Linked DNA regions of Mus musculus: all the other regions are linked to region 3. A link is a loop called in an ENCODE intact Hi-C map of the cell type or tissue named here. Cell type or tissue: left cerebral cortex. All regions are shown on one strand. Each heading gives the region's core, and the rest is flanking DNA. Links, peaks and the distances in the headings are about the cores only. Region 1 holds the start of Itga8 (integrin alpha 8). Region 2 overlaps Itga8 (integrin alpha 8). Region 3 overlaps Itga8 (integrin alpha 8).

What was found. Peaks named below come from ENCODE experiments on the same cell type or tissue, not always from the same donor. Only the 100,000 strongest peaks of a DNase experiment are listed, where the experiment ranks them.
Region 1: it touches region 3 in a loop (2.8-fold over the local background); 6 of 42 quality-filtered maps call a loop at or near these places.
Region 2: it touches region 3 in a loop (4-fold over the local background); 6 of 42 quality-filtered maps call a loop at or near these places.

The regions. Positions count from the first base shown.
Region 1 is chr2:12,298,171-12,306,361 of GRCm38, reverse strand. Itga8 (integrin alpha 8) reads left to right here and starts at 4,418. Exons shown (of 30, transcript NM_001001309.3): 1 at 4,418-4,785; 2 at 5,391-5,524. The coding sequence starts at 4,580. E030013I19Rik (RIKEN cDNA E030013I19 gene) reads right to left here and starts at 5,116. Exons shown (of 2, transcript NR_040353.1): 1 at 4,773-5,116. In left cerebral cortex, for the core only: a CTCF peak has its summit at 4,334 (motif pointing right); DNase peaks (open chromatin) are centred at 4,366, 4,783 and 5,175; H3K4me3 peaks cover 1,931 bases; H3K27ac peaks cover 1,227 bases.
Region 2 is chr2:12,287,438-12,295,628 of GRCm38, reverse strand. The region is part of intron 2 of Itga8 (integrin alpha 8); the gene reads left to right. Among named protein-coding and RNA genes, the nearest start is that of E030013I19Rik, 9.7 kb to the left of the region's middle. In left cerebral cortex, for the core only: no CTCF peak of the experiment used is centred there; DNase peaks (open chromatin) are centred at 3,042, 3,535, 3,790, 5,198 and 2 more places; H3K27ac peaks cover 3,910 bases.
Region 3 is chr2:12,166,027-12,174,217 of GRCm38, reverse strand. It overlaps Itga8 (integrin alpha 8), which reads left to right. Exons shown (of 30, transcript NM_001001309.3): 23 at 1-65. Among named protein-coding and RNA genes, the nearest start is that of E030013I19Rik, 130 kb to the left of the region's middle. In left cerebral cortex, for the core only: no CTCF peak of the experiment used is centred there; DNase peaks (open chromatin) are centred at 3,817 and 5,437; H3K27ac peaks cover 253 bases.

The DNA of each region.
Region 1 (8,191 bases), core at 2,198-7,197, 130 kb before region 3:
TGCCTTCGACAGTACCTAAGACCTTCCTGATTGGCGTGGTTCCCAAGAGCCAGAAGGTTAAAATGTTCAACACACCTATTCAGGTCCATAGCTTCCCTACTCAAAATCCCTCCCTTTCAGTTTGTGTAAGATTTACCACTGTGCCAGGCTGTGGACCTCTCAGAAATTTCAACGAGCCCTCACTACCTCTGCTCTCAGACAACAAGGTACCATCAGACTGTACCCCAGGCTTGCCTGGAGAAGTGCATGGCTGTTTCATGCCACCCCAAAAGCAGCTCTCAAAGCCTAGTTCAAAAGGCCAGACCCAAATAACTTATGCCTGGAAGAAGCTAATTTCTCATGCTTATCATAGCTTTAAGAACATGCTATTTTTCTTTTAGTTTTGAGATAATTAACTGAGATAATTATATCATCTCTCTTTCTCTTTCCTGCCTCCAAACCCTTCCCTCTATCCCTTCCCTGTTCTTTTTCAAATTCATGGTCTTTTCCCTGCAATTGTTGATGCACACATATGTGTACATATACATATACACATTTAGATTTATATATACATTTACGCACCCACATATTCATATGTATTCCTAAATTTAGCCTTTCCTGTTAATATCATGCTGCTTACATGTATGTCTTCAGGGCCGATTATTTGGTATCAGCTAACCAATTGCTGTGCTCTTTCCTGGGAAAGATTATTACTTCCACTCTCAGCACTGTTTGGCTGCCTGTAGCTTTCTGTGTAGGGTTGAAGCCTCAGGATCCTTCTCTCATCCACTTCGGAGCGTCTGCCGATGTCCTTGTTCAGCTCGTGTTAAGGCAGTCATGCTGGTGAGACTGTAAGGGCGTATCTTCTGCCATTACTCACACAGTCTCTTAGCTAGAGCCTCTGGCTTTTACAATCTTTCAGTCTCCTCTTCTGAAATGACCCTTGAACCTTAGGTGTAAAAGTTGTTTTGTAGATGTATCCATCAGGACTGGGCTTTTACGACTCTGAATTTTGATTGGTTGTGGTTTTCTGTGATGGTCTCCATCTGTTGCAGAGAGAAGTTTCCTTCATAAGGGGTGAGGACTACATTTATCTGTGGATATAAGCACAAATTTATAGAGTGTAGTTATGGATTATGCTGGTTTAGTAAAGAGGTGTTTTTCCTCTAAGATCTGTGACGTTCTTAGCCCTGCGTGATTGGCTCAGTTCCCAGTTCCAGGAATGAGTCCCCTCTTACTGAGTTGGTCTCAAGTCTGCTTAGAGAGCTGTTGGTTTCTGCCAAACTCTGTGAGCTACCACTGTGAGGCCATGTTAGTCGTCGTGGCTCAAAGGCATGATAGCTGGGCAGTGCTCCTTTGGAAGCATGCATGGTGTCTTCTGGTCCATGAAGGCTGCTTCTCAGGGAGGGGGCTTTCAGATCAGTTTCAGCTCAGGGTCCTGTGGGCCTGTGTCTGAAGGACACAGTGTCTTCAGCAATAGAAGCTCACCTTCAACCTCTAAAAGTCAACCAAGGGCAGTAGCAACAGTCTGTAATCAGGAGGGCTCTTAGACAACCCTGACCAACAATTTCTTTCATACCTGGTCTTGGGGTTTTTATCAGGTGGTCTTTGGCTCTTGAATGGAACATTGTCAGTTAAGATAAGATTTTTTTTAAAAAGTATTCCTTAGAAACTACGTAGGGTAAGGAATTCTTTGGGCATTTGATAGACCTGAGCTCAAATCACACTACTTGCTTACTTTGTGAGCATACAAGTGTTGTGCTTTCAGGAACCTTAATCTGGGTTCTCAGCTGTAAAGTGAGGAATGATAATATCAAGAATATAACTTATATAAGCAAGAACAAGTCTATTTTAAAAGAGAGGAACAAAACTTCACCTGTGTATGTGGCAAAAGAAATCGAGACTGGGGAGATGACTTGGTGGACACAGTGCCAGCCATGACCACATGGGGAGCTTGATTTCTTAGCACCCATGTAAAACCTGGATGTGGTGAGACAAGCCTGTGATCCCAGCACTGGGGAAGCAGAGATGTGAGTGTCCCTGGGGTTTGCTGGCCATGCAGTCCATATAGGTGAAGACACCAACAGCCACCTCTGGACTGCACACGCGCGCACACACACACACACACACACACACACACACAGTACATGTTTTCATTACATAGGTATGTGGAACAAGAAGAATAAATAGCTGAGGGATATTTTAGGGAAATAGACAAGTGGGTACATTACGGATGCCCTGGTGAGGAGTTGGTCAACATGAAACAATGTTTACCATGCTACCTCTGTGTAGAAATCTGTCAATGCAAAGTACACACCAAGGACCATGCTGTCACTTTATACCCTCTTAGACAGTCAACATAAATTAAGACTTTCCTGCAGTATGACAGCTTTCAAAATTACAGTACACTGGTGTCAGGACATTCCCATGTTGTAGTTAATCCCCAGCCTCGGTGACAGCTCTGAGGCGTCCCATGTGTGTATTGTGTGTGAATTACTCATTCAAGCTCATGTGGGGAGTTTGACTTTTATTCTTAGCAATATCTTAATCAAAGTGGCAAACTCTGTGTCCAGCACAAATTGACTTTAGGATAGAGAAGGAAAACCAGTCAACTGGTCTACCACCTACTTGTAAGCTCTTATGCCTCGTATTGGGCAATGTAATTAGGAAATGATGATGTGATGGCTTGACAGGGAGCCTTGTGACAGACTGCTTGTTTTGATTTTTAAATAGGGACAAGTAGAAACACAAAATTGAAATTACTCTACAGAGTGGGTTATGAAGGAAAATGGATGAGAAACCATTTTTTTTTTCCTAGTAGGCTGAGATTTTTGTCTAGTCTACTCAAATTGTATCAACCTTCTGATGGGTCCCCCAGTTGTAGGAAGTGGTACTAATTATTCTTAGATGAGTAAGTTGGCATCTTATTCATCCACTCACTTCACTTATTTTCTCCTAAGTAGGTAACTTAAGACTCAGCTTAGATCCTTTCTGCTGTGCATCCTCCCCCAATCTCAGCCTTTTCCTTAACTTTCATGGCCCTTTTCTCCTTTTGTCTTGTCAACCAGGTTGGGATTCCCTTGTCCATCCCTGCTTTCTTTTTATTCAGATGACTTGCCACTGGACATTTGAATCTCTGGTGCCTATCATATTTCTGCTTTGGCTACTTTTGCCTGGATCCCTGGTCTCAGGATCCATCCAGCCCTATTTCAGACCACTCCTTGGATACTCCTTTTCACTACGATCTTGTACATGGTCATCTAATGCTAGGAGATTAGTGCCTTCAGTGTTTCCCTCATCTGCTTCCGGGAGGTCCAAATCTAAGTCTCCTATTCAAATTCTTGTCTACATCTAAATTTGTTTCCAACTTTCCTGAAATTACCCAGAAACAGCTTGCCCCTTCTCTGTCTCTCTCTCTGTCTCTCTGTCTCTGTCTCTGTCTCTGTCTCTCTCTCACACACACACACACGTGTGTGTGTGTATATATATATATATATATATATATATATATATATATATATATATTTAACACAGCCTTCTCAGGCTAGTCTTGAACTTGTTAGGTTAGCCCAGGCTGTCCAACAAAAGATCCTCTTATTACAGCCCCTGCCCCCAAACAAAACAGTGTTGGGATTTCAGGTATGTGTCACCATGTCCCACACTTCTTTGCCTACACTTAAATTCTGTGTGACCTCAGAGTCATGTTGTTTTTTTTATCACCAATCTATGTCCTGAAAAGTTTGTATTTATAAAAAACCATTTATACACACAGTTCTAGTCTGCTCCCTTCACCTTCGGGCTCCTCGAAAGATCAACAACTAGTACTGGTGAGGAAGAGATCCTGTTGTCTCAAACTTTCACTCCCAAGCCCTGCTTTTGAAAACTGTTAACTGCAGCATTTCTGACTTTGCAGTCCTTCATCACAACCTCATAGGATAGAGGTTTATACCAAATCATACAATGTGCCAGAGATGCCCTTGAGAAAGACTGAGAAAACCTACAGGATTTTTGTATTAGTATGTCAGCGGAATAGGAGAGGAAGAGGGTTCTTACATTCCATTATCAAATCCCATTTACTGAGGAAGAAACTGATTTACCCTCAAAGGTAGAGGTGACAGCCATATAACCACTCTTTTCTGGAGTTGGTATACTCTTTTGTATGCTTGTATCCGAGCTGCGCAATATTGGGAAATCATTAAATTCTCGCCGCATATGGAACACCGCTTCTCCAAAACAATGACTTGAGGTGACATCCATAAAATTTAGATGGTCCTTAAACTAGAGACTCGAAATCTAGCGGGCTCAACAGGCACTTGCCCGGTCCTAGACCGCAAGCTCCGTCCTGCAGCCTGAGAACTAGCCGCTAGAGGGCGCGAAGAGCGCGCCGGCCCCAGCCAGGGGCTGGAGAGGGTCGAGCGCGGGATCCGCTGCTGCAAGCCCAGAGCAGCGGGGTCGGCGGGCCGCACAGGGCGAGAGGACTGTCACTGTGGACGCTCCTAGCTCACCGACCCGGGACACCGGCCTCTGGGGAGCGTCAGGCCTTCTCCTCTGGGCTCCACGGCTCCCGATCCCGGGTGAACAGCGTTCGGGAAGGAGGGCGATGTCTGCGGGAACCCACTGTGGTCCCCCGGGGAACCGGGCACCTCCGTTCGCGCGTCTCTGTTGCGTCTCGGCCGCGCTGGGGATGCTGTGGTCCCCTGCGTGTCTGGCGTTCAACTTGGATGTGGACAAGCTCACTGTGTACAGTGGCCCCGAGGGCAGCTACTTCGGCTACTCACTGGACTTCTACATACCTGATGCGCGCACGTAAGTTGCTGGGTTGGGTTGGTGGCTTGGTGGCGCGCGATTCCAGGTCCTGTCTCTGTCTCTCAGAGGTCTCCGCAGCCAGGAGGAAAGGATGTCTGATATTTCAGGCAACTGCCCACTCCGGGTCGGATTCTGCTCTTTGCCTGCTACCAACATCTTTCCTCCTGACTTATGCTAAATAGATGTGCCCATGAATCTGGGATTGGAGATGCTCCACTGGTATATAAGTTCGGATTCAAAGACAAGAGCATTATACAAAGGAGAGAGTGGGGCGGGACAGACTCAGGTCAGTTTTAAAATAAGGACCGCGCAGTCTGTTCCTACGGAATCTCATAGCGCCTTAGGTTGCAGACAGTTGGGATCTGCCTTCCCCATCACAGTCTCCACCTACCTCCACCTAGACAGGCAGAACCATTAGCAGCCTCTTCCAAAACCAGGTTTCTGGTGCTCATAGGCTTCCAAAGAGGAAATCAAGTTTGGCAGTCTTTCCACAATAAACCTGTTTGTGCCTGCCGCTGCTGCCGCAGTCCGGTGGGCATGCTTCTACAGACTGGGCACACGGGTAAATGTTCCCAGAGGAGTGACTTTCTCCAATCTCTTTGCAGAGCCAGTGTCTTAGTGGGGGCACCCAAAGCCAACACTAGCCAGCCGGATATCGTAGAAGGGGGAGCTGTCTACTACTGTCCCTGGCCCTCAGAGAGGTCTGCACAGTGCAAGCAGATACCGTTTGACACCACCAGTAAGTGATGCTAACCTGTAGTGTGGCCCCTGGTTGAAAAGAACCAGAGCCATTCCTCGCGGCAATTTAGTGTTCTTTCCCCCCCTCCTAATGTAAATCTGAGTGTTTGGATGCATCTGGTAACATCCGTTTCCCTACTGTTCAGAGGTGAACACTAGGGGAGGAGGTGCTTGGGACCAGTAGAAACCCACAGCTGTGAGGGGAGGGGAGCACAGGCTTAATACTTGGTTGGCAGAGGCAGGCTGGTGTCTGTGAGTTCGAGGCCGGCCAGAGTTACAAAATAACCTACACTATAGAGAATCGGGTTGGTCCTCAAATATAGAGGTGGAGACTGATAAAGGACTCGCTTGGAGTATTTGTAATTCTCTAGTTCCCAAGTCCGGAGGTGAGACTTGCCCTGTAGTAGATCCAGACTGCAACCTGGGGTGCTTGACATTCTAATTCTTTACAGAAAGAATTTTCTTTCAAAATACTGGACATTAGATGCAAAATACTACAGGCAGAGTGTGGATGGATTATATTCATTTCCAAAAATCCCCCAGACAGATGTTTCTTATTTAATTAAAGGGAAAATACCATTTCATCTGCTGTTTTTAACTTGGATCCTAAGAAAATAATTTAAAAGGGGTGTTTTGAAAACACCATCACTCGGTGTTTTAGCTTGTAGCACCCAAATGTTAGCATTCAAATAACATATATTATTAGAGAATACCCTCTTTTTTTTCAAAGATGCAAATATGTCAGGTCAAATGACGGCGTGATGGGCAATAAATTAAGATTCCTTGTACACGTCATACTTTAGGACATTGTTCTTACTTTCCCTGTGGTCCTGTGGTTATCTAACTTATGCATCTAGGATTTATGTAAATGTGCATTTTCACAGAATTTTGAAAAAATTGATTGGGTGGTATGTACCCATGACGTTAATCTGTGTCATTTCTGTTGAGAGGGACTATCAATATGGAAATCATTTTGAAGAAAAATTATGCAATCTTTACCTTGAATTATGACCCAATTAGAAAAACATTTCATAAAAAACATTTTGAATTTATATTTCCATGCCCATCCATTGTCATACTATCTTGTTTGTTATTTTATTAATGGTTCAGTTATTTGAAAACAGATTTATAAGGCTTTACTTTATTTACATTCACATTTAGCAACTGGAACTTTTAAATCGTTTGTGAATAAAACAGTGGCGTTTTGATCCTTACTGATCTCTACATCAGAATAAGTTCCTGGGACGGGGGTGGTGGTGGTGGTGGTGGTGGTGCAGGGGGGTGCTCAGTGGGGAAAGAGCTGGCTACAATCCACAGTTCCATGTCAAAGCTAGGCCACGGCGTGTGCTTGTGACCTCAGCACAGGGGGACTGGTAGACAAGAGCCTTTAAGGCACTTTCTAGTCACCTGATCTTAGCTAAAACAACAGTGATCTTTAGGTTCGATGAGTGGCCCCGCTTCAAACAATAAGGCAATAGTGATCAGGAAGAATATAGCCTCAAACTCTGGCTTCCACAGATGCTACTTGGGCAAGCACATCTGCACACATGTGTGCACACATCCATATACCACGCACACAAGCACACACCAAGACTGCATCTAAGGTTTGATCATATAAGCATGAAATCAATACCACTTTAATTATCCGAGCAAATAAGTCTTGTAAGCTTTATTTGTATTTATCTCTGTGTGCATCCGCTTATGTTTGGTACATATGTATGGTGTCCATGGAAGCAAGAAGCATGTGTTGGATCACATGATGTAGGGGCTGGGAACTGAACTCCCATCCTTTGGAAGAATAGCAAGGTATCGCAAGTACGTAGCCCTCCCTCCAGCCACTAATCTATCTTTTTCAAAGGTAATTTAAATCCAAACCTTGAAACAGAAAGATACAAGGTATTGTACTATTTTAATTTACATTCAAGAAAGGAAGCATTTAAATGATGAAATGGTTGGGTTTTTTTTTTTTCATCAAGTAGCACTGGCTAGTTATACAAATGAATTTAATAACTTTCTAGCACATTCTAGAGTACATGAAATCAGCATGTAGTTAGCATTTTCTTTTAACATTCTAAAAGAAGAATTGATATCTGTCCAGATATTCATCTCTCTGCCCAGATGAACGTCTTTTTAAGGGCTAACTTCAGCTGATGCCATGATTCAGAAGATAAAAGCCATAGAATCCAGGTATTAAACTGGCTTTAAAATTGGCTTCTCCAGCCACTTTCCATTTAAATTACAGTAGTTAATATTTTCCAACATTTGCTCTAAAGCAATTGTTTGAGGGCTCTGAGTTCACTTTTCTTTAGCAAACTATTGCCGAAAGATTGTGTTAGGATTTCCAGAATGGTCCACAGGAATACACTTAGCCCATACTGTAGTTGAACTCATATTTGCAACAGAAGAAAAAGGGACAAGCTAGGGCAATTTTGGCAATTACCTAAGTAGAAAAATACTATCAAGAAAAGTCCATTTTTACTTTTCTTTGTAGAAGAACATAGCAGCAGCATGTCTCAGCACTCAGGCATTGAACTTATGTTTTATAAATGTAAACAGGATTTCTGATTTGGTGTGTGTGTGTGTGTGTGTGTGTGTGTGTGTGTGTGTAAGGGGTAGTAATCAAATCCTGCACTTTGCACATATTAGGCAAATGCTGTGCTATTGAGCT
Region 2 (8,191 bases), core at 989-5,988, 120 kb before region 3:
CATGTGAACTAGGCACAGGAAGAGGTGGGAGATGCTCCTGGGAGAAACCAACTGAGAAAGACTACTAGAATTTGCCTGAATGTAGTATTTTTGTGGGAAAGAGAGGGGAGAAAAACAGAAACTCTTAGGTAATCTGGTTAGGGCCTTTCAAAATCTCAGAATGGCAAGACTTGCTGGGATTGACTTGGAAAATGGAATTCCTCGTTTCGTGGGAGCTGTCTCCTTCGTGTTGCCTCAGCCCACAGCATGAACAGTTCTCAGCATCTGGCTGCCGTACACCAGGACTGGCTTGCTCTGTGATAGTGTGGGATGTGCCGGTTTCCTTATGCGAAAGGTGGGAAACTTGTTGGTGACAAAGCCTTGCTTTTCCAGCCTCCCCCTCCCTCCCTCCCTCCACCAATCCCTGGTGGTGATGGGTAGATCATGCTTTGTTCAGGAGCAGAGAAAGGAAGATATAGGTCAGAGCTACTCAAGCAAATGATGGAAGGAAGACCTTGGATGTGGCAGGACTCAGGGAGAGCAGAAGGCTGTACTTCAGGGAGCTCAATTGAAAGGAAGAAGACAGAGGGGAGACAACAATGACCTTCTCCTTTAAAAGGTCCACAATGGAGCCAAGAGTGCTGGTACATGTGTAATCCCTACTGCATGGAAGCCTGAGGTCAGATTATGGACAATTCAGGGCCTCCATGGGTTATAGAGTATGTCCAATTCCAGCCTGGACCACTGAGTGAGACCAGCTTCAAAATGAAAAAGACAAGCAGGTGGAGATAAAACATAGAGGCAGAATGCTTGCCCAATGTGAAGGAAGCGCTAGGATCAATCGCTAATCCCTAGCTCAGCAAATGGATGAGGATAAGGATAGAGAGGGTGGGGAATAATGGGACTAGGGATATGTATGATTGGCAAGGGATTTTTTTTTAAAACAGGGATGATGCCCTGAGTTTGATTTCCATCACCAAATGAATGAATGAATGAATGAATGAATGAAGTTGTACTACTCATAAACATATACAGATGAATACATATTTACGGAAATATATACACACATACGGAAAGCAATATGTATATAAATGCATATGCAGAAGTGGTACTAGCCATATGCTAATTTTGCCTGATCAAGAGTCATTCAGCTAACCCTCTACTTTTCCCATGAAAATTCCCTGATGGCTGGCCTCATAGAGACACCCACCCTGCATTCCTAATGGAATCTCCATTGGCTCAGACTTCCCACAACAAAAACAACTGGGCCCTGATAGGAGAAGGGAGGAAACATTGGACCCCACAGCGCTTAGCAACCAAGGGAGAGAGAGAGAGGAAGCAATTAGAAAGAGGAAGCCCTTGAAACTCCAACTAGAAATAGGAAACAGATCTGCTCCATGGCTAGTTGAGTCGTATGAACACTAGGCGCCTGTTGCTTAATCTGCAAAATTCTTTCAAGAAGCTGGAAGTCTGTGTGAGGGAACAGGCTTCCAGGTTCTTGGCAAGGATACTCCAGGCAACAGATGCAATGTTCTGTGAGAAATATTGGAAATAGTCTTGAAATTATTCTGAGAGAAGAAAACTGCACTTGGACATTTAAGCAGACTGGCTGAGGTGTGTACTTGCGACAGCCCTGGGTAGCAAGTCCTGCATCCGTGATGAGGACAAGGAACATGGCCGACACAACAAACATGTTGAGTACATTTAATGAAAACGGCTAATCTTTCAAAATTCAATTTCAGCGCATGCTTACCAAAACCATGTGTAGTTGCATACAAGGTGTATTTGCACAATGAGTCCTAAAATAGATTAGCAGTAATGTCAGTCGTAGGCCATGCTATAAGGAGATTTGAGATAGCCAAGCAAATTGTGATTCACTGATAAGTGGATTATAATCAAAACATTCTAGCTCTTACTCCAGTGCTGTACTGTTCTGAAATGCAGACTGGCAGAGCTTGGCTGAATGTCACCAGACAGTCTGGGGGCAGTGCAGTTCAACCTCAGCCAAGCGGAAAGCCCAGGACTGGAATCTCGGATGGCGAGTAGCAGCATCCCGGAGGGCTGTCAAGATGAGAAACATTTCTAGATCCACAAACATTGCTCGAGTGATCCTTTTGTCCTTTGGATTATTTTTGTAAAGATAAGGTATCCGTTGCAAAGCCTGGTCTCTCTTGAAATGCCCGTTGAGCATTCATTCCAAATGAGAAGAGCCAAGTTAAATGGGACAGCAGGGGCCGATTGGGGTGACCTGGTGCGACTTTCTGCCTCCTGGTTATTGTGGTGCATAGTTGACTACATGTAATTGCCCAAATCCATAGAAGTAGAAAAGAATAAACTTTCCTGTAAGTAGTGTAACAGAAATTTTTTGAAATTAAAGGAAAAAAGAGCCTGTTTGGGGAATACAAGAATGTTACATATTTTATATGATCCATTTTGTTCCTATAACCATTGCTCTGAGCACATAGGAATTAAGATCTTTAGTCTATGGCAATGTCTGATCTAATAAAATTGGATTCTGTGAGAACACATAGTTTGGATGATGAGTGCATGCCATTTCTCCTGTGTGAGACTGAAGATGTAGAACCATTTTTAATGGTTCTTTAATTTAAAGAACCATCGCTGAGTAAGGTTGAGTAAGAATACATCTGTTCGACAGGATGCCCTAACCTGCAATTGCAGGGCTTGTAGAACCTAAGCGTGGGACCCCTCGTCAGTAGTCACCAAGCTGAGTGCTCACTTCAATCACAATATCTTACACATCAAAATGTGTGCAATTGCACTGTAAGGGATTTACATTGCAGCGTCAGGCTGATTTTTCTTTTTTCCTATCTGTGGTATTTGGCATATGGACGCAGATGCTTATATGATACTGTAAAAGACTCTATCAATCTATAATGATTTCCAGGACACACTGAGACTAGAGAAGAGGGAACACAGCGTTGCTCCAGCATCCATTTGCTGAAGGACTCTAGAGAACCCGTGCTATATCCATTGTCTGACGCCCAGTGATCTGGGAAGGGAGGCTCCTAATTCAGCTGCATCCATCGCCAACTCCCAAAGCTCTGCCAGATGGCGCCTCTTGCCACATTGCCTAATTAACATCTTCCCACCGCAGCACAGTACTGCTTCCTTCTCTGTCACACATGCTCCTGTTCACTTTGGGCTGTTTTGTGGCCTCTTCTTTAACTGCCTAAAATAACTTGTTTTTCAGAAATGATTTTCTTTTTGTTGTTGGTGGTGGTGGTAGTTTTTTGTTTATTTGATTGGTTTTGTTGTTTTATTCTTTAATCTTTTTTTTACAGTCCAGTTGTTATCCCCCTCTCAGTTTGCCCTCTGACTGTTCCTCATCCCATACCCCTTCCTCATCTCCAAAAGGATGTCCCCACCCCACACCCCCAGCACACCAGACATTCCTCCCCACTTCCTGGGGCCTCAAGTCTTTCCAGGGTTCGGTGCATCTTTTCTCACTGAGGCCAGACCTGTCAGTCCTCTGCTGTATATGTGTCTGGGGTCTCATACCAGCTAGTATATGCTGCCTGGTTGGTGGCTCAGTATCTGAGAAATCTCAGGAGAGGGGATGAGGGTACAGAAGGAACATGATCAAATATAAGGGGGCAGAGAGGAAATAGGAGTGAAGCCCTGAGGGCCAGCAGAAAGAATGGAAACAGGCAATCTTTGGGAGGTAGGAGGCAGGTGGACACTCTAGAATGGACCAGAGACCTGGGAGGTGAATTACTCTCAGGACTCAAAGGGGGAGAGAAAACTTGTAGAATCCCACTTCCAGTAGAAAGACAGGGAAAGAAAGTAGGATGGAGTTGCCATCGCACAGTCAAAAATGCTGACCCAGAATTTGTTCTTGCCTGAAAGAACTGCAGGGACAAAAATGGAGAGGAGCCTGAGGAAAAGAAGGTTCAGTGACTGGTCCAAAGTGAGATCCAGCTCACAGGGAGGCCCCAAGGCCTGACACTATTTCTGAGGCTATAGTGTGCTTACAGAGAGGAGCCTAGCATGGCTGTCCTCCCAGAAATGATTTTCTAATCAGAAAATGACTTCCTTCATCTTCTTACACTTCCCAATAGGCTTTGTTTCTAGAGTTCCAAGATCACCACACATCTTTTTTATGGACGACAGTAACAACAACAACAACAACAACAACAACAACAACAACAACAACAATTTCAACAGCCTAAATATGTTAGTCAACCAAATCAATGCTGTAAATCCCATAAATATGATATAATCGTAAAATTGAAATCTAAAAGGACCGACATTAATATGAGAAGTTACTTTTATTTTAATGTTAATTTAATACCTTCAACACCGTGTATATGACTTTAGAAGAGTACTGGAAAGAGAGTACAGAAGATGTCTGCTGGGAAAGCATGGGTTCTGGGTTGAAGAGAGCTCTGAGTTGGTAAATCCTTGCCATGCTGGCTTGTGGATCCACGTTTGGGCCCTACAACCCATGTACTTGTTCAGTTCAGTGAAGTATAGTTGTGGTATTAGTGCTGGGGAAGCCAGAGGTCAACAGCAGGGGTTATTTCTCAGGTGCCCCTGCCCCGTTTTTTGATTCTCACTGGCCTGTAACTTACCCAGCCAGCTAGGATGGATGACTGGCCAGCAAGCCCCAAGGGCCCTCTTGTCTCTGTTTTGCCAGGGCTGAGATTATAAGCACATAGCATCTTGCCTGGCTTTTAAAAACATGGATCCTGGGGTTAGAACTCAGGATCTATGAGTCTAGTCCTTGTTCTCCCCAGCCCTTCTGTAATATCATTTGTCCTTGACATCACCTTTTATTTCCAACAGATATTATTTTACTTATTACAACGTAATCTAAAGGGAACAGTAGAGTTTCAAATGAAGCTTAGTGACATTACACAGGCAGACCTTCTAGGCCCTGGCACATGGTCACAAGGAGAACCTTGGTCTTAGCTCTATAGGGAGTACAAGGAAAATCAGGGACAAGCTGAGAGGTAGAGAAAGAAGTGTATGGGTATGTACATGAGCATATATTTCAGACTGAGTCCATCATCAGCTTTCTATTACTTCCACAGAAAAGTGGTACATACTCACGGGGCTTTAAACAACCCACACTGATTGCCATAGTGCTCTGAAAGTCCAAGTCTAAAATTGGTCTCCCTGAGCTAAAGTCAAGATCTTGGCAGAGCAATGTTCTTTCTGGAAGTGCTTGGGGAAAGCAGTTTTCTTGACTTTCTCAGGCTGTAGCCTGCCTCTGTGTTCTGGCTGGTGGCCCTGTCCATTTTTAAAACTTGCAGCATGGGCCACGTGCTTCTGCATGGCTCTCCTCTGGGCATCCCTTTCTGCTTTGCAGAGCTCACATTATTGCATCAGGCCATGTTAATACGCAGAAAACCTTGTCTGTCTTAAGGCCAGGTGATTAGCATCTGGATTGCATTTCAGAAACAGCTCTCCTTTATTATTATTTACTTATAACTCATTTATAAGTTTGTAGATATGCGAAGTTTATTATTTTTTGTCTAACCCAAGTGGTCAATGGGACTTCACTGAAGGAGTGATACTTTAGAAATGGCTTAAGTTATGTGTGGCTTATGAGGAAGAAGTGTTTTAGAGTTTTGTCTTGGTTAAATTCTGGAGGTGAATGACTGTAGGTAATAAGAAAGATATGAGCCTAGAGAGTAGGGAAAGATTAGAAAGTTAGACCAGAGAGGCTTTGGAGGCAAGATTGAGTTATGATCCCAAAGGCCATGACCTCTGTATTTATTTATATATGCACATGCACACTTATGGGAGTGAGTGTGTGGACACACACATGCACACGTATACAATTAAAAAAAAAGAAATAGGTCTAAAAAGAAATGTATAAATGTATTTCACAAAGGTTGGTAATTGGGTACAACCAGCTTTCGAACTATGGCCATTGGAGGTACTATGATGGACTCACAAAGGTGAAATGTTTCATGAGATCCATCAAAACATCATGAGAAATGTGGTTTCCCAGAGTCCTCTGCAACCTCTGCTTCATACCATTCCTACTTCCTCTACCACAGTGACTCCTGAACCAACTGGACTCATTGGGTCAAACAAACAGTATGTGGAGTTGGGAAGAAGATTTGGTGGGCAGTAGATCTGGGAGGAGTTGCACAGGGGTGGATTTGATAAAAGGACATTGTATACATGTCTGAACTTAAATCCTCAAGCTTAGAAGCAACACCTCCATTGAGGCACCACTGAATGCACAGTTACCCAAAGAGCTGAGATCTGGGGACATTTTAGGTTTCACAAATACAAGCATACAAAGGCCGTCTCATCATCCCCCGAAGAAATGTAGATGCTTTTAAGTACATGCACAATGCATACAGACTAAGTCAACACTGCGCTAATGCAATTTCATGGAGTCAAATGAGGAGAAATACATAAAGTGAACCAGAACCTGCTGAAGTCTTTCTAAAAGCCTGTGGCCATCTGGATACAGTACTCTCCCCTGGAAACACACTCAGAATAATGTCCTAGCAGGCCTCCATGGTTTTGTTCTGCCGGACATGATGCAGCCATCCTGTATGCAGCCAAACATTCTAGTGTCTTTCTTAGAACTTGACTTTCCTTCCTGCCTCTTCCCCTTCGTAGGGAACTGTGGTTTGGAGAGTTTAGGGGTTTTGACATTTGGCATTGTAATCTTTCAGGATTGTGATTTCAGAGATTTTTAGATTCTAGGCACTATAAACCTTACAGATTTTGATTTTTCAGAATCTAAACATTAAATATTATGACATGGAATTGTGCCTTTCAAGATTCTGACCAGCACTAAATTATATGGTACTTTAATAGCCAGGGTTGAGATTTGGGGTTTTATACTAATAGAAATGCACAACCAATAAGGGAGTTTTGAGTAGGAAGTAAGATTGTTTGAATTAATTTTTTTAAAGGATAAGCTGAGCTATTGGATAAAGAAGAATATGCTATCCAGAACAGAACTGAATACAAGCCAAAACAGAAGCCAAGGGGATAAGGCAAGGGCAGCTTAGCACTGCCCAAGGATAGAAATACAGCTTGACATGGAGCGATGCAGGGTGAGAGCTGGATGGAACCGGATTTCACATCCAGTTTAAAGGATCTAGTTCTGGATCAGATGATCAGTGTGAAAGAGGAGGAAGAGTTTGACCTTAGCTTCCAGAGTAAGCTGACTGAGAGTGAACACTGGGAAAGGAGCATGCCTTGGAGGAAACAGCAAGAGTTGAATCCAGATATGTGAAACTTGAGATGCTTATTAGACCTCCAAATAGATGTCAAATGGGCTGTTGGATAAATAGACCCAGGCCTTGTGCAAGATGCGTGGGATTTTGAATTTGGAAGCCAAGTATAGATGATATTTAAGACAATGGCTTACTTGCGGGGCATGTGTGGACCAAGCACACAGCAGCTAAGTGAGCAAATAGAAAAGAGGAGGGTTCCCAGGTTGAAACTGAGACCCAGAGCAACCTCTAGAGAAGGATGGGGCACAGAGGGGAGTGTGTAAGGTACAGAGAGTCTTGGTAGATGAAAGTCGGGATGTCTGCAAAATGTGATGAAAGATTTGTTCTTGTAACTGAAAGTTGTGCATTCGGTTTAAAAAAAAAGTAGTTTCAAGGGAATGTGTCAGAACAGACTGGGAGCAGATGATGAGAGAGAGCAAATGTGCAAAGCTATATGTGGAACCTGGAAATTTTAATAATCCAGTAGCTACCACAGAGTGGTTGCAATATGATGGAAATTAACCAGAGGGAATGAAAGGAAACAATGTTGACGGAAAGAGAGAGCAATGCACATAAGTGGGAATGGATGGGGTTCTAAAATAAACAGAAGGTCTAGTCTTGCAGGATCATGAAGGGAAGACTGCTCATTCTTAGTCCTGGGTGGAATGAGTTGTGAGTGGTTGATGCAGTATGGGATGCAGGAAGAAAGTGACCTTTCATCTCATTTTGTCTTCAGATTTTATCAGTGAATCAAAAAGCAAAGCCATCGGATGAGAATGAGGAGACAGAGAAGACTGGGAGAAAAGGGAAACAGTGATACCGCGAACACAGACCATACTGAGTACTGAAGTAACAGGGTGCCCAGGCAATAGATACACAACCATTTCTGTATGCACTTGTTGAGTGAATGTACCTTTGTCTCCACTCACCCCATAGCATGGCTGTACCTGGACAGGATAGAATTTAAGAAATATCTCCCAGAGGACAACTCCACCTTGGAG
Region 3 (8,191 bases), core at 1,412-6,411:
CCTGACAGCAACTTCGAGCGTGTACAGATCAACATCACTGCCATTGCTCAGGTCGAAATCAGAGGGTAAGTGGTAAATCACTAAGTTTAGTGTTCAGTGGGATAAAGGTCAGATCATTAGGTACTTTGATTTCCCAGCTGCCTCACAGGGATGCACTTATGACCATGAATATAGACATTAGGCTATCAGTCAGATGTATCTTTCCATAGTTTATTGGGTGTCCATTTTATTTTGAAAGTCAAGTTTGAGATATAAATTACATGTTGTAAAGTTCACACTTTGGAGAGCCCAGTTTATAAATTTAGAATACCATGAGACCATTGACGGTCATGATTTATTTGGGCTCCATCCTCTGGCATCTTGATCTATTTTCTGTCATGTTACTTTGGCCTTTCCTGGAATGTCACAAAGGGAACTCATTCAGAATGAGAATTACTTCTTCTAGTTAGCATAAAGAATTTGAGAAAGAGCCATATTCTTGCGCGCGTGCACACACACACACACACACACACACATACACACATATATAATTTATTTATATATAATTTAGCCAACTACAAACTTAAGGATTCCAAAAAGAAACAGCGTCCTAGGTTTTTTTGGTTGGTTGGTTGATTGAGGTTGTTTTGTTTTGTTTCTTTGTCAAATTGACACAGCCTTGTCACCTGGGAAAAGGATCCCTTTACTGAAGAATTGCCACAGTAAGATAGTCTGTGGCTATGTCTGGAATGGTTGACTGATGACTGGTGTGGGAGGGCCCAGCCTCCCTAAAAAGTCCTAGATGTCAACACCATTCCTAGACAGGTGGACTGAGCAGAGCCTTGTGAGCTAGCCAGTAATACCATCCCTCCATGGTTTCTGCTTCAGTTTCTGCTGGAGTTCCTGCCCTGAGTTCTCTCAATGATAGACTATTACCTAAAACTGTATGCTGAAATAAACCCATTCCTTCACAAAGGTGTTTTTTCGGTTGAAATATTAATCACAGTGACAGAGAGCAAACTAGAACAAGCACCATCATTTCTAATCTCAGCTGCTTACAGATCTCATTGAAAGCGCTCACGCTCACAGAAGTTAGGTACTGCTGGGGGAAGATCAGATCAAGGTCCTCAAAGTAAGAAGGCAAGGAGGAAGAAACTGGACAAGTGCCAAACACTGGCTTCTCCTTGTCCTGGTCTGGAGAGTAGGACCTATTACTTCCCAGTATTGATTTGTAACAATGTGCAGAGCACTATTTTTAACACAAGTTTTATTGGTCTTTTGTAGAGGGGCATTAATTGATTGATTGCCTGCTTGCCCACCTAAATGATTTTTATCTCCAAGTTAACTAAAATGATATGACCAATGCTCCCATCTAAATTATACTGTTGGTCTTTCTGGTTTGGACAACCTCACAGTAAGCCTTTTTATTGGAATTTCTAGTGTGTCACAAAGGCTTAGACATATCTTGTCACTTTGGGCATCAATAAAATTGTATCTTCAAAAGTATCTCTCAGAAAATTAGGACAAAGGCAAGACCTCTTCTTGGGCAAAGTTGAATGTACTTATTTTGTTTTGTTTCTCTTATAGCAAAGACTAGGCTCACTAGCTCAAGATTGGATAGACATGGTACAAGGAGCATCATATAGTCTTTCACATTTAGTCTGATGTTGACTTTACAGTTTTTATAACTTTTTTCTCTCAAGTTCTGTCTGTTCCCCTTTAGATTTTGTTTGTCTTCTTTTTGCTTGAAAACTGCTAGAATGGATGAATATGTATTGAGTTCTGTCCAATGCTTTTTCTATGCTTATGAAGATGATTAAATAGTTATGTCTTCCTCTCCATGGGTCCATGGAAACTGTAAACCAATTCATTTTTCTTTCGAAAGTTTAAACTAAATTTGGTTTCTGGGGATACTTTATGACTGATCTTACTAGAATTGTGCTGGTGACTTTCATATTTATGCTCATGAGAAGTGTTCTTCTATAGTTTTCTTACAGTATCTCTTTTCTTTCTTAAGTGTTAGGTTATACTAGATTCATTAAATACATTAGAAGCATTCCTCCATCCAAATGTTCATAACTACCAAGCATCTCTCCAGCCTGCACATGCGCTTTCCATCCCAACCACGCATCTCTCCAGCCTCAGTACCTGCACATGCGTTTTTTATCCCAACAAGATTCATCCCGACTTCTACAACCCTGACCTTCAGAAAGTGCAGTGCGCCTGCTGAAATGTCTACCTGACTCTCATTCCCTATCTTCTCTTGTCTCCCTCCTGCTGAGAGCGTGTCCTCCAGCTTGAGTTTGTTGTTCTTAGCTCCCACTTGGATTCCTCTGCTCCACCAGGGCAGGAAGTCCTGATTTCAGGGGAGCCTGGGTAGCTCTCTTGCCCCTCTCTTGACTCAGAATTATGGCCAGCTTTCTTGTTGCTATGCCTCTTAGAGACAATGCTATCCTCTTCCATTACTGCCTTGTTCTGGAGAACGAAGAGGAAGGTGGCCACTCAACAAGCACAGCACCTGGCCATACTACCCTCCCTGTTTTTTCCTTTTTTTCTTTTCATTCTTGTCTGTTTTGTGCCTTTCTGACTGTTTTTCCATTGTAGGTTATGTTTGCCCCCTCTCCTAGTTCAATCTAGAAATTTACCTTTTGCTCACAGTCATCCATTAGACAGAGCACAGGGTCCCCAATGAAGGAGCCAGAGAAATACCCAGGGAGCTGAAGGGGACTGAAGCCCCATAGGAGGAACATCAATATGAACTAACCAGTACCCCGAGAGCTCCTTGGAACTATACCACCAATCAAAGAAAATACATGGTGAAACTTGTAGGTCTAGCTATATGTGTAGCAGAGGATGGCCTAGTTGGTCATCAATGGGAGGAAAGGCCCTTGGTCCTATGAAGGCTCCATGCTCCAGTATAGGGGAATGCCAGGACCAGGAATGGGAGTGGGTGGGTTGGGGAGTAGGGGCAGGGGGAGGGGGAGGGGGAGGGGATAGGAGGATTTTGGAGAGGAAACTAGGAAAGGTGACAACATTTGAAATGTAAATAAAGAAAATATCTAATAAAAAAAGAAATTCTATCTTTGATGATTTATTCCATATATTTTTCTTTACTAATGACTTTATTAAGGGTTTGGGCGATGGCTCAGTCACTAAAGTATTGCAGTGCAAGCTCAATGACCTAAGAACATTGGTAGCTCCTACTCTAGAAAGCAAGTATGGTGTCCATCACTGTAATCTTAGTACTGTGGAGGTAGGAGCAGGAGGATCACTGAGGCTTGTGGGCCAGTAAGTCTTTTCCAATAGGCAAGCTCCACTGTCACTCAGAGACATGTCTCAAAAACTAAACTAGAGAAGTCCACTGACATTACCACTGGGATCCACATACATGTGTACACACAGGAACGCATACACAGGTGTGCACCACGCATATGCACACACAAGAACATGCATACAAGCTTACACCACACATATGCACACACAGGAACACATACAAAAGTGTGCACCACACATATGCACACACAAGAACACATACACAAGCATACACTGCGGGCACACACACAGGAAGGAACACATACAGAAGCATACAATACACATATGCAGATACACAAGCACAGAACATGTCTGCACACACAGGAACACATACACAAGCATGCACTATACACATGCACACACAGGAACATATACACAAGCATGCACCACACATACACACACATACACATCCCCCTCCCTCTCTCTCTCTCTCTCTCTCTCTCAAGTGTTGCTATATTGGGTTTCTATCTTGCTTTGTGATTTTTCCTCTGATTCATCTGACTCAAGGGAAGTGACTCATTTGGAGCCCAGGGATGGGGAGTTAGGAGTTGTTATTTCATTTTTGTTGAGTTTTAATTTCATCCTCTTGCCTCTTTCTCAAAAAAAAAGAGCTACTGTTTTAAGAGCTCAGGGAAGAAAATATAGCATTAATTGTCTTCTATGTATTTTCAACAATGCCACTAGTATTCATGAGCCCCATCTCATGCCTCTGCTAATCTTACAGCTTTCTCATTGTTTGTTTATCTGAGTTGGGTTTGATGTGTTTGTATTGATTTTTCTCAGTGCTGGGGACTGAATGTAGGACCTCACACATGCTAAGTAACGCTCTGCCACACAGCTATCTCCTTAAAATTTTTTTCTACTTTTTCTTACGAGACAGAATTCACTAAGTTTCCCTGTTGGGCCTTGAACTCACTCTATAACCCATATCAAACTCACTCTGTAACCTTTGAACTTCCAATTCTGCTGCCTCACTCTCTTGATTAGTTACAGTCCTGTGAGTAGCTGGGATTACAGATCTGTGCTGCCAAATGCCCTGTAGTTTTAGTTTTGCTAACCAGAAATTATAGGAACCAAGCCGAGTATAGTAGTACATGCTTTGATTTCAGCACTCAGAAGGCAGAGGCAGATGGATCTCTGAGTTCATGGTCGGTCTGATCTGCCGAGTGTGTTCCAGGACAGCCAGGGCCATGCAGAGAAGCCTTGTCTCATAAAACCAATAATAATAAATAGTAATATAATAATAAATTACAACGGCATATGAGCTATCCTGTAATTCTAAATTAAAATTGTTCTGTAAATGAATATAAACTGGAGGAAAGTTTCTAGGATTCAATAATGTATAAGCGAGTCAAGGCAGTTGAAGGGCTGATGGTGACTGCCTTCATTCTCACACATTCACTTTATGGGAGTAATGTTTTCACATATATTTCTGCCGTCAGTTGCAGTGAATGGGGAAATTTCTATTCATTCTTGCTAGCAATCTAAACAATTAAAACTGGGTTCCTCCTGTGGATGCAATTATTTTAATTGCTACATTAATGTCCAATACTTGACTACAGTTTATTCTCTGACAGTTTAAAAGATCTTTCTGGCCATATCACATAGCAGAATTCTTTCCTCTGGTTACTCTTTTCAAACATTAGTTCCAGTGTTTAATTCTTCAAGGAACAAATAGTCACTGTGTTGAAGATCTTCTGTGTTCAGCCTTTAGGAAAATCTCATTTTCTTTTGGCCAATAGTGTTTATTCTTAGCTACTTTATTATGCACTATGTTAAGCCCGTTTTTATTTCTTGTTGTTTTTATAGTTTAAAATAATCTCAAGTAGAGTTTCTTGAGTGGTAACAGTGTTTATTGTGTTGTTTGATTCAGTACTACATGCATCAACATTGTCTTTGAGCCAATTGGTACACAATTCATTAGAATAAAGGATTGATTTAACACAGATCTACATTAGGTAAACATTGCCATCAGTGGAAATACCATATACTTTGAGCTCATGAAGAATTCCTGAAATATGCAGCCTTTTAAAAATAATCCAGTGGAATAGGCTTTGTTAAGAGACAAAACGGCTCACAAGATAGCTCACCAAGTAATGTACTTTCTGCCAAGTCTGAAAAGCCAAGTATTATACTCAGAACCAAACCCAAAAATGGGAGGAGAAAAGTGCTGACTCATAGTGGATGCCATGGCAAACACACACACACAGTCTTAGGGTTTTACTGCTGTGAAGAGACACCGTGACCACAACAACTCTTATAAAGGACAACATTTAACTGGGGCTAGTTTACAATTTCAGAGGTTCAGTCCAGTATCATCATGATGGGAAGCATGGCAGCATCCAGGCAGACACAGTGCTGGAGGAGCAGCTGTGAGTTCCACATCTGGATCCCCAGGCAGCAGGAAGAGAGACTGACACTAGGCCTGGCTTGGGCATCTGAAATCACAAAGCCCCCCCCCCTTAGCCCCCCCCCCCCAGTGACACTTCTTCCAACAAGGCCACCAATAAAGCCACACCTATTCCAATAAAGCCTCACCTCCTAATTCAAACCAACACACACACACACACACACATACACACACACACACACACACACACACACACACACACACACACACACCAAATAATAAAAGAAAGAAAAAGATTTAAAATGAGGAAAAAAAAAATCATGACTAACCAAGGCCTGTATAGGATACTGTCCATTGCTGGTAGGGTCAACATTACTTAAGACAATAAATGATGTTATTTGCTATTTGGGATTAGTAGAAATTAAAAACAAGGCCTCTTAGTTTTTTTTCAAATGGAGTTCATATCATATAACTAAATATTTAGTTTTGAGGTTCCTGACAGCAAACACACTTCAACTTATCAAAACTCTTTTACTTTATCTCAGACAAAAAATTTATTACCAGAAAATGAAAACTTAAGTTTACACAGAAACTTGTATATAAATGCTTATAGAAATTCATTTGTAATCACCTTAAACTGTAAACAACCCAAATTGTTTTTAATGGGTCAATGGTAAACAAACCATACCATAGATTATTCAACAATAAAGAGAAAGGGACACTTAATAGACGGAACAGTCTAGAAGGGAGAAAGATGGAGTTGCTACAGGCTACATTAATTAATGAACATTCTTAAAGTAGCCTTTTTTCCATTTTTTATTATGTATTTAGCTCATTTGCATTTCCAATGCTATAATAAAAGTCCCCCATACCCACCCACTCCCACTCCCCTACCCACCTACTCCCCCTTTTTGGCCCTGGCGTTCCCCTGTACTGGGGCATATAAAGTTGCAAGTCCAATGGGCCTCTCTTTGCAGTGATGGCCTACTACGCCATCTTTTGATACATATGCAGCTAGAGACAAGAGCTCCAGGGTACTGCTTAGTTCATATTATTGCTCCACCTATAGGGTTGCAGTTCCCTTTAGTTCCTTGGGTGCTTTCTCTAGTTCCTCCATTGGGGGCCCTGTGGTCCATTCAAAAGCTGACTGTGAGCATCCACTTCTATGTTTGCTAGGCCCTGGCATAGTCTCACAAGAGACAGCTATATCTGGGTTCTTTCAGCAAAATCTTGCTAGTGTATGCAATGGTGTCAGCATTTGGAAGCTGATCATGGGATGGATCTCTGGATATGGCAATCACTAGATGGTCCATCCTTTCGTCACACTTCCAAATTTTGTCTCTGTAACTCCTTCCATGGGTGTTTTGTTTCCTATTCTAAGAAGGGGCACAGTGTCCACACTTAGGTCTTCGTTCTCTTGAGTTTAATGTTTTTAGCAAATTATATCTTATATCTTGGGTATCCTAAGTTTCTGGGCTAATATCCACTTATCAGTGAGTACATATTGTGTGAGTTCCTTTGTGAATGTGTTACCTCACTCAGGATGATGCCCTCCAGGTCCAACCATTTGCCTAGGAATTTCTTAAATTCGTTCTTTTAATAGCTGAGTAGTACTCCATTGTGTAAATGCACCACATTTTCTGTATCCATTCCTCTGTTGAGGGGCATCTGGGTTCTTTCCAGCTTCTGGCTATTATAAATAAGGCTGCTATGAACATAGTGGAGCATGTGTCCTTCTTACCGGTTGGGGCATCTTCTGGATATATGCCCAGAAGAGGTATTGCTGGATCTTCCGGTAGTACTATGTCCAATTTTCTGAGGAAACTGCCAGACTGATTTCGAGAGTGGTTGTACAAGCTTGCAATCCCACCAACAATGGAGGAGTGTTCCTCTTTCTCCACATCCTCGCCAGCATCTGCTGTCACCTGAATTTTTCATCTTAGCCATTCTGACTGGTGTGAGGTGGAATCTCAGGGTTGTTTTGATTTGCATTTCCCTGATGATTAAGGATGTTGAACATTTTTTCAGGTGCTTCTCTGCCATTCGGTATTCCTCGGGTGAGAAATCTTTGTTCATTTCTGAGCCCCATTTTTTAATGGGGTTATTTGATTTTATGGAGTCTACCTTCTTGAGTTCTTTATATATATTGGATATTAGTCCCCTGTCCGATTTGGGGTAGGTAAAGATCCTTTCCCAATCTGTTGGTGGTCTTTTGTCTTATTGACTGTGTCTTTTGCCTTGTAGAAGCTTTGCAATTTTATGAGGTCCCATTTATTGATTCTCGATCTTAAAGCACAAGCCATTGCTGTTCTATTCAGGAATTTTTCCCCTGTACCCATATCTTCGAGGCTTTTCCCTACTTTCTCCTCTATAAGTTTCAGTGTCTCTGGTTTTATGTGGAGATCCTTAATCCACTTAGATTTGACCTTAGTACAAGGAAATAGTACTGGATCAATTCGAAATCTTCTACATGATAACAGCCAGTTGTGCCAGCACCATTTGTTGAAAATGCTGTCTTTTTTCCACTGGATGGTTTTAGCTCCCTTGTCA